Linked DNA regions of Homo sapiens: region 1 is linked to region 2. Evidence: chromatin contacts called from ENCODE Hi-C or POLR2A ChIA-PET data. All regions are on one chromosome and are shown on one strand. The core of a region is the stretch at or near the end of the contact, and the rest is flanking DNA. Distances in the headings are between cores, read along the strand shown.

What was found. Hi-C counts contacts between places; a loop is a spot of excess contacts on that map. ChIA-PET counts read pairs that join two places held with the same protein, here RNA polymerase II (POLR2A). Pooled maps may share reads with other maps.
Region 1: a map of transverse colon shows a loop between it and region 2 (3-fold over the local background). The contact joins two enhancer-like sites. A Hi-C loop is called at or near these places in 11 of 168 maps with a recorded cell type or tissue (K562, Right ventricle myocardium inferior, heart left ventricle and 5 more) and 9 of 50 pooled maps. POLR2A ChIA-PET finds 5 or more read pairs at or near these places in 4 of 52 experiments (B cell, IMR-90, naive thymus-derived CD4-positive, alpha-beta T cell and 1 more).

The regions. Positions count from the first base shown.
Region 1 is chr7:95,681,285-95,686,681 of GRCh38, forward strand. All of the region lies in intron 2 of LOC105375409 (a long non-coding RNA gene), which reads left to right. Among named protein-coding and RNA genes, the nearest start is that of PDK4-AS1, 87 kb to the left of the region's middle. Within about 2 kb of position 1,800, at least 2 of the 41 ENCODE cell types and tissues checked have a DNase peak (open chromatin) inside an H3K27ac peak, as active enhancers do.
Region 2 is chr7:95,629,800-95,634,756 of GRCh38, forward strand. No RefSeq gene overlaps it. Among named protein-coding and RNA genes, the nearest start is that of PDK4-AS1, 36 kb to the left of the region's middle. RefSeq lists an enhancer at 1-2,470. Within about 2 kb of position 2,957, at least 4 of the 41 ENCODE cell types and tissues checked have a DNase peak (open chromatin) inside an H3K27ac peak, as active enhancers do.

The DNA of each region.
Region 1 (5,397 bases), core at 550-3,049, 50 kb after region 2:
TGCTTCCTCCCTATTCTTCCTCCACACTGCAGCTGGACTGAACATTTAAGAACATGCATCCAGTTATGTCACTTCTTTGTCTCAGATCCTTCAGGGGTTCCCCCTTTGCTTTGGGATAGAAGCCAAAGGCCTTTGCCTGACCACCAGATGCTGCCTGACATTTCCCTGTCTTATCTCCTCAAACTCATGGCTCACCATTCCTCTCCACACCATGCTACTGTATAGGTATAGGGAACTGTGTGTAGTTTCCCAAATTCATGTGTTCCTCCATGTACCCACCCATAACTACACTGAAATGTCCTGCCTTTTCGTCCAGTTCACCAAATAGTTTTAAACCTTCCCTGTGTGTAGGGAACTCTGTCTTGATCACCACTTGTATACATAGGCATTTACACAATGTCTGGGGGTATAGTTGGCACTACAACACATATTACTGGCTACCTACTATGTTTCAAATATCATGGGGCTTACATCATGGTAGATTAAATGTTTGGTGATTGGGAAATAGATCCTTAATTATTTTATTGTATATCGATAAGCTCAGAGAGGTTTAATAATTTTCTAAGCATCAAAGCAAAAAGATGAGACTGAGGCTAAGTTTGATGTAGGTTGGCTGGCTCCAAAGCTCTTGTTCTTTCCACATTAATATGTTATACACACAGATGCTTTGTGAAGAGGCTATAATAAAGACGACATTTACAGTAGATGCCTCTGATACTTTGAAATGTTTCCTAGGTTATCATTGGGATTTCCTGGCTTTTCCAATCAACCTATGGCCTCTAACAAGCTCACAAAACAGCAGGCTGAAGCTATGTTCATCTAAAAGCAAAACATTTGGTCAATTAAACCAATTTAATAAAAAAACTGAATTTATTGGAAGGACAGCAATTTTCTTCTTGAATAGTTAGTTTGGCATCATGTGGGCAAAGCATTAAACTCTGGAACGTTTTTTCTTCTCCCGATTTAAATTTGGAATTTGAAAGTATGGCTTTCCTTGTGCTTCCTTTCTTCAAATTATGCAGGAGAGTAACTGTAGGTCTCAGAGACAGGTGCCTATAAAAGCTAGGTCAGTAAAGCAAATGAATGGACAAGGTTGTGTCCGTTCAATAACAGGTGCATGAAGACAAATGTATGTTGTGGTAATGTTAAAAAGGAATACAAGACTATGAAGGGTGGAAGAGGGAGAGATGAGTGTTGCAGAAATGTTGACTGAAAAGGAAAAAATAAAGACCAGATTTTAGGGAATAGAGCAGAGAGGGCAAAGAAATTTCAGTGAAGACCCTGCTTCCACTGGGTTCACGTAGAAGGAGAAAAACACTCCCTCTTGAGGGTGACAAGGTGACTATGGCAACCATCTTGAACCGGAACCAGGCCTGAATTTATTAACTCTGTGAGGAGTTTGCACTATAGGTTGAGGAACGACAACCAAATGGATAGAAAAATCTATCCTAACGCAGGAATAGAAAAGCAAATACTGCATGTTCTCACTTATAAGTGGGAGCTACATGATGAGAACACATGGACACACAGAAGGAAGCAACACACCCTGGGGCCTGTTGGGAGGTGGAGTGTGGGAGTAGGGAGAGGATCAGCAAAGATAGCTACTGGGTATTGGGCTTGACACCTGGGTGACAAAGTGGTCTGTGCAGCGGACCCCCATGGCACAAGTCTGCCTGTATGGCAGACCTGCATATGTACTCCTGAACTTAAAATAAAAGTTAAATTAAAAAAAGTCTATTCTAAGAGGAATTAGTCTTGTAAGTAGATCATCCCCACACCTCCATATGAGCTGCTTGCCCCAGAATCACACATGGTCATGAGTCAGCATCTGGGAGGGAAAACAACAGCCCCCGGACCAAGAAGGTATCACTGTCCCTTAGCACAGGGGCAGAGGGAGAGACTGACCATAGTTGCTTTCTGGAGATTTTCATGACCTAGAGGCAAGGCCCCAGAAATCTGGAAGCTAAGTGTTCTTAAAATATCTACATAAACTTATTAAAAAATCACCAGTTTTTCTTTAAGCCCGATAGTGTTTGGTTTTCAGACACTTGCAATTGTAAAAGTCCTCTGACTTTTTCAATTGTCTCTTATCAACTTATGAAAAGTTGCTCGAGCTTGCTCAAAACAAGAGAAACAAATTAAAATGAAAAGAGATGCCATTTTCACCTATCTGATTTGAAAAGATCTAAATGTTCAATAACAGGCTATGTTGGCCAAGCTGTGAGAAAGTGGGTACGCTCATACACTGTCGATGAAATATAAGCTGTTTGCAATGTTTATGAAGGGCAATGTGGGAATATTTATTAAAATAAAAAATTCATGGACTAAACCCAGGAATTCTACTTCTAGAAATTTATTCCACAAATATACTTATACATGTGAAAAATGCTAAATATATGAGGCTATTCATTATAGTATTGTTTATAACAATAAAAGATATAAATGAGCCTAAATGTCCATCAAGAGAGACTGGTTAAATGAAGTATGGTACAACCACATGGTGGAATACTCTGATATATGTTGTTTGGTGAATCAATTAATTTTGTGCTACCACTTGTATAAAAGGAAGGGGACAGAAAATGTTTATTCAAATATATGTCAATCTCTGGAAGGACATGGAAGAAAATAATGAGTGGTTACATATTTGGGAAGCAGGCATGAGGACTTACCAGATGAGACAAAGTTGAAAAGGAGCTTTTTGTTTTTGTTTTCACTGAATATTCCCTTATTCTTTTCATATAAATTTATTCCTTATTTTTACAAATCCAATAAATTTATTTTAAAGTAAGTAACAGAGTCCTAACTGATTTATTATAATGATAAATCACTAAACACATGTGTAGAGATCCTGGCACTGACCTGTTGGCTGCGTACATTGACACATCAAACTTCTTTGCCTTCCAGAATTTCTGATCTATTGCAGCTTTGAAAGATCAGGGCTGTAGTGCTCAAAAGAGATATTCCATGATTAAAATGGCCCCTACAGGACAAATTGAGAAGTTTCATTATTTTGGTCCCCCTTTAAAGACAAGAGTTTAGAAAACGTGGTTGGGAGTTGTGACCATGGATTTCTGCTTCCTGTTGCTAGAAATAAAAGTTTTGATAATTACCAATATAAGCACTACCAACAAAGCCAATTTGTAGAGAGCACATTGGGATGACAGTATGCTGAAAGAAGGAAATATACCTGGATTCTGACACTGCTCTTGTCACTCATATCTTTATGACTATGGGCTAAGATTCCTAATATTTCCAAGCCTTCATTTCCTCATTTGTAAAATGTAGACAATATTGCTTTCCTTTAAATGTCTAGCATGCTAAAGTTATCTCTTTATAACTCAGAACTTTGGTAAGTCAGGGATGTTCAAACCTTAGGCAATCCCAGGTCCTCCAAACTCACACGACAGGAAGTGGGCAGCTCAAAGTCACAGCCAAACACAGACCATTTCAAAGAAAAATTTTCCAGAGAACAAAACCAGAAGGGCCAGATTATATTGCTAAGGAACTCTAAGACATGACATGGACTGTGTTCTAGGCAGCACTGTTGTGTTTCCCATTTTCTGTGCTTACAATGGAGTCTTTACGGCACTTATATTATCCTTTATCAATTAATAGTTTGTATATTGATTGAGGATGATTAATGTTATGATGTATTATAAATTACTGGGCCATGAGAAACCAAGTCTAGATATAAGCAAGAATGCATATCACTTAGATATTACAGATTTGAAGTAATAAACACTAGGTTGCCTCCCTCTAGATAAGGAGTAAATGATTTTAAAATTTTTCTGTAGACATGAGCACTTTTTGAGATGTATGTATAGGGAGAGAGATACATGTAGATGCTGGGTACCCATCTTGGTACTCATTCATTTTCCTTTATGTTACACAACTCTAATTTTCCTTAGGAAAATTCTAATCCTACCTCTGATCCTTCACCTTGAAATCAAAGTACATGCATGTCCAGTTATGTGAAAAATGAATTTCCTCTCTTTGATTCAGTCACTATGAGTCTGGTATTCTAACCCTTGTGAGTGGAAAAATCTCGGCTAAATGCAATGGTTCTTTAATAAATGAAACAATGCATAACCTCATTTAGAATACAAGAAATAAGAATAAAATCACACAGACACTCCAGGTTTCCACAATCAGATTTGCAAATATCCAATATATTGATAACTCATTTTTTGTGTAACTTATGACAGAATAGGAATTATGATACTTTGCTGGTGGGAGTGTTAAAATGGTACAATACATATGATGAGTAATTTGGAAATGTTTGTCAAAATTCAAATGCATTTACCTTTTTGCTCAGCAATTTCATTTCTAGGATTTATTCTGCAAATAGACTCTTACATGTGAAATAAAGTAATATGTATTCCTTACATTATTATCTGTAACAGTAAAATATATCAGTCTAAAAGTCTATCAACAAGGGCCTGGATAAATGAAAAATTATCATACAGGGGAATACGTGGAGCTGTAAAAAAGAATGAGGAATTTCTTTTTGTCTAAATATGAACATACCTTCAAGATATGTTAGGAGAAATTTTTAAAAGTGAAGATGTTTGTGCAAAATATTTGTGTAAAAATAGAAAGAAGAAAGGAAATGTCTTTTCGTATTTGCTTGTATGTGTATGAATATCTCAGTAAAGATAGAAAATAAACTGAGAAGTATCGTTACCCACGGGGTGGAGGTGGAACATGGGTTTGGGGGATAAGATTGGAAGGGGGATTTTTTTCACTGTATACCTTGTATTTTCAAATCTTGGGAACCACATAAACTCTTCACAACAATTATACACACACACACACACACACACACATATTTAAATATATATATACACATATATATTTAAACAAAAAAATACAGTAACAGTAGAGTGAGGTTGTGGAGTTCTAAGCCATATATGGATTGCTGGTGCTGAAATGTCAGCTGCATAAATTGGATGAGCGGGCTTTCTTCCACCTTCTAGAATGTCAGCTCGGTGCTGCAGTGCTGAAAAGAGTTATCCCGTGGCAAGAGTGGCACCTACAGGGCACAGTAAGAATCTTATGTTTCTTTTTTTATTTTTATTTTTCAGAGAGGTGGAGGTGGCGTATGGATAGAGGTGTAATGATTGGTTTTCTATTGGAGTTGTTGGACAAGTGTTTTGACCATCATCATAGATTTACCATCAGATACAGCTGGATACAAATCCTGTTCCTATAATTTACTGTCTGGGTAGCTTTAGGCAAAGGCACTTATGTTTATTAAAAGCTATAGTTTCTACCCTTGTAAATTGTGGATGATAATATCTACCCTATCACAGTTTGGCTAATAAATTTTAAGTGAATTGTGTCACTTACGGAATACCAACCTTGCCGCCAAAATGTTCCTGTGATTGCTCAATGTCA
Region 2 (4,957 bases), core at 1,707-4,206:
TCTGCAGTTTCTATGTTTCTATGTAAATCTCTAACCATGCTTTGTATTTTGATTTTCATATGTCTCTTCCCTTCCCTTCCCTAAAGAATCTGAATATCTGACATAGGCAACTTATGTCTTTCATGAGTTCTAGTGCCTTTGCAATATACTTCTTATTCTATCGTCACATCATCTACCTCATCTTAATACATAGCATTTCACAGTTTTCAATCTCTGGTATCTATTTTGGTTTTTACAACAATCCTATGATGTAAGGGAGTCAGATATTGCATGCCTTTCCATTTTATCCCTGGTGTGAAATGTTTTTCTTCTGATAATTAGTGTAACTACAATAAAATTAATTCAGCTTCAAGAATTTTACAATGCCCAGTGATATAACACTTCTTGAGAGTACCATGAAATAAACCTGGAACCAAGGTAGTGGGAAAGAGGGTAGCATTTAGAAAATATCAGAAAAGCCTGGAGCTACACTAAAACAATGCCCTGGTTGGCTTCTTAGCTTCTTCCATGTTTTGCATGCATGCCTCTCAGGCCACATGTTAAACTTTCTTTACGTTTTCTTTTCTTCACCCTACCCCCTGTTTTTTAGTGATTCCCCTAGGAATCAGGAAGTTTGTAGTCAGCAGACCAAATTATTGAAATGCAAGTACTGGTGCTCCTTGGTTCTTTACCTTCTAGTGATTCCTAGATTCCTAGATTCCTAGATCCCCTAGGAATCAATAAAAAACAAAGAACAAACATTTGTTTGTTAAATGTTTAAAAAACATTTGTTTTTTTTTAAAAAAAGACCTTCATAAAAAATTGAGGTATGGAATATGGAGGAGCTTGAATACTGTACAAGTCAGGAGAAGTAACTGCTGGCTGCTTTGACAAGTCAACTTCAAAATCTCACTTGCTTAACACAACAAAGAATTATTTCCTGCTCTTATTACAGTCGAATGAAGGCCAGACAGATTTACTCCAGTGGTTTCTCAGAGATGCAGGCTGCTTCTACATTGCAACAATAGTATCTCAAAATTCTTTGCTTCCAATATCACCAATGAGAGAGAGAGAGAGAGAAGAGTATTGTGGTGAATTCACACTGGCTCATAACTGCGTTGGACTCACAGTAGCAAGTCATACACACTCGCATTTCCATTGGCCAGAACTAGTTATGCAATTCCAACCTAATTACAATGCTGAAAAATGTAGAAGAGTATGTAGAGTATTTGGTGAGAACTGTTTCTGCTGTTAAAGAACAGAATGATTTTGATTCGTAGAAAATTAGAGCTGAAAAAGATTTTATAGGACATCTAGACTAATCTATTTCTTTCTTTTTACAGATTAGAGAAGAATCAGAGATTAGAGCAGTTAAGAGACTTGGTCAAAGTTGTATATTCCTAAGACGTGACAGAGGGAGGAGTTTCTATCATAATAACTAGTGTTTATTCAACTCTGGTTGTGGGCCAGGTACTGTGCTAACATATTTACATGTCTTCTCTCCCTGCTGCATCACACTAGCCCTGTGAGACAGACACTGTTCTTATCTTCATTTTAAAGATGAGAAAAATAACAAGTAAAATATCTCAGGTCACGCAGGTAATAAAAGGCAGAAAGGAGATTCAAACCCAGACTGTGTATCATGAAAAATGCCAACTTACAATCAATCTATTTTTTGATGCCCACTCTTTTTGCTCTGGTCCCCAAATTCCCCTTGGGATCATACCACAAGATGACACAGCTCTAAACTTAAATAATAGAAAAGTCTTCATCCAAGGACACTGCTGCAGGAACTTTAAAAACAGAAACTGCTGCAATATCCTTGATTGTCTAGAAGACATGTTGAAGTTACTTGTGAGAGTAGAGACAAAGCTATGCCATAAACATGGGCAAATCACTCCTGGATTAGCATGGAGAAATCTGCCCCTGGCTATATACAGGGTGTTTCCTGTAAGGCCTAGGGGGATTTTCTGTCATGTGGGAAGTAGCCATTTCACAATACTAGATCACAAACATTGACTTACACCCACAAGGTAAGTGAATGGAGAAAATAAATGTTGCAGTGTGTGTGTGTGTGTGTGTGTGTGCGCGCGTGTGCGCGCGCGCATATTTTATATATATATATATTTTTTTTTTTTTTTCTTTTTTTTTGAGACAGAGTTTCACTCTGTCCCAGGCTGGAGTGCAGTGGTGCAATCTCAGCTCACTGCACCCTCTGCCTCCTGGGTTCAAGCAATTCTCCTATCTCAGCCTCCTGACTAGCTGGGACTACAGGTGCATGCCACTACGCCCGGCTAATTTTTGTATTTTTAATAGAGATGGGGTTTCACTATGTTGGCCAGCCTGGTCTCGAAATCCTGATCTCAAGTGATCCACCCACCTCGGCCTCCCAAAGTGCTGGGATTACAGGCGTGAGCCACCGCGCCCTGCTGCAATGTGTATTTAAAAAGAAAATGCTAAATCAAATATCGTGGTCATTTCTTCCGGTTCTTGTTCTTCCATTTGACAGCACTACTGGGAGTTTCAGTCATAATTGTTTACATTCAAACAAGTAGTAGTGATCAAAGCCTAGAGTTTTAAAGTTAGCTACTTTATCATCATGGCAAAATTCTTCATTCATTAAAAAAGACAAAAATTGATTTATAAAATTGTTTCTAACAAAGATCAAATTTTATGTGCTTACCGCAGTGCCTGGAATATAGTGAACATTAGTAAATGGAAGCTTTTGCTATTGTTATTCTTCTATTATTACTAGACATCTTAGCCAGTGCATCACTATAAAGCCAGTTTGTTCCCACTTTAAACTTTTCAATTTTTTTTATCCCAGTGGAGATACAAAATTTCACTGGGGGGGATGAGTGGGAATGAGATAAAATTACTCATCCTATTTATTTAACTGAAATGACTCCTTGCTTTTGAATTCACCAAACTGCCAAGATGTTTTGGCCTGGTTCAGACCCAGTTTGCAATTGGAGGGCCACCAATATTCAGGCATAGAACCACATCCTTTCTAAAACATGTGGACGCAGGCCAGATGAAACATGAGATAACTAAGTGAGTACCAGTCCAAATAAGTGTTTTGGAGAGAAAATAAGTTTCTGTTATCCAGTCTTGATGAGGTCTTATGGTGAATGAAGCATGTTGTCCAGGAAAAATTAGTGTAGTTGCCATCAGAAAAACTGCTAGGAGTCCTGACTCTTATTACTCATTTGTTGAGTCTCTCACTTTGTTCAGAGTTATCTGTTTTTCTTTCTTTCTTTTTTTACTGTTAAGTTGGTAGTTATTTTGGGAATACAATAAGATGGCATAGTAAAGTGTCTCACAAATAATTCCATATTGACATACAACCCCACCATAACATAATAAATTAGGCCTAAAAATTCAGCTATGTAAGACATGGAGTCACTTTGTTACATGATGAATGCAGAAAGTTCCTGGGTCCAAGTGTGCCATCCACATCTGCCCAGGTTCTGCTGAGGTTGGACATGTCTTGTCTCTCCCAGTCAGTTGACCAGATGGAGCCAGGGGGAATATTCAGGATTCAAACATCCATTTCTATCTCCCTGCTTCCCAAGATGGTTTGAGATTGTTTGCCATTTCCTCTTCTGGCTTCGCCTTCTTTTCCTCCCACCCAAATAAACTTTAGTTTTCTTCGGCTGAGAATGGGGTTGATCAGAAGATGAAAGTCATTCGTAATTATGTTATATCCAAGTCCATCTTATCAGAGGATTTTAACTATATTCTTTAGACAAGTTATCTGTAGCTACGTGCGTAATGGAATAGAGAAAAGTTTATTCTCCTGATTGTTCTTAAGAAAAGCACTGCATTCACTTGAGGAAATAATTTGATATGCTGTAATTTATGTTATGCATGAGGTAAGAAGAGAAATTGACATTACCGCTGAGGAGATAAAGTGGCTTTGATAGGTGGGTAGGGTGGAGACAACACAGAAAGGAAGAAGCAAGAAAAGAACGTAGGAGAAAAGAGGCTTAGAGACTTGGCAGAATATCATGCTCTGGGCTCCTGGTAATTCCTGAAGCCTCAGTGTGTGTACAAACTCCAAATATATACTTGTAGTTGTTGGAATTCTCATGGAAATCTGGAAAAGAGTTGAATTCTGGATCTAGGTTCTCACTTGGCTGATATGGAAAGAGCATAGATGAACACAGGCATATAGGCACCCTTCAATATCTGAGTTATTTATAAAAGGTCCCAATACTACTAAATAAGAAAATTGCTTAAATCCAAGTCATTTAATATGCACACAAGAATCTCTGTGAAATGGTCTCAATTTAACATCAACATTTGAGCCTGGGTCCATATAACCCATAGAAAGCTTAATTTATGGCTTCTGTTTGACCTTATTCTAGAACATGGTGAAGTCTTGAGACTTAGAGCAGGGAAGACCACTTTCCTTAAATCCTTTTAGATTGCAAATAAGCCAGAATTCATGGCTGGTTTCTCCATATCAAATAAACAACATTTAGAACTCTGGGAATTATTCATATGAAATTGAAACTTCAGAGAATGCCATTTTACAAAAAGAAATTCATCCCATGGCCACTGCACTTACATTTTCTACATTTTGTCTCTTAAGCCATAAAAGGAATGTTGTTTTCAGCTGTTCATCCACATGTAGTTGATATATGGAGGAAAAAAAGCTCATTTGACTACTATGTGAAATATTTATTATCTAAGTTATTAAAACATTACCCAAGACCAGTGCTCCTGACTTTGTCCCAATACCCTCTGAGAGGTATCACAAATTCTAATCAGTATCAGTGGCTTCTCAAGACATGTCACTCCTTTAAGAAGTGGACAGAGAGGGGAAGAAAGATGGACACCAGTCCATTTGTGAGAAATGTGTGAAGCTTATATCAGAATTTCCAGGGCTTTGTGTTCAGTTAGAAAGAGCTTCTCTTGTTCATTCTGAGGATCTGTTATGGGCTGAATTGCATCCCCCAAAACCCATGTGCTG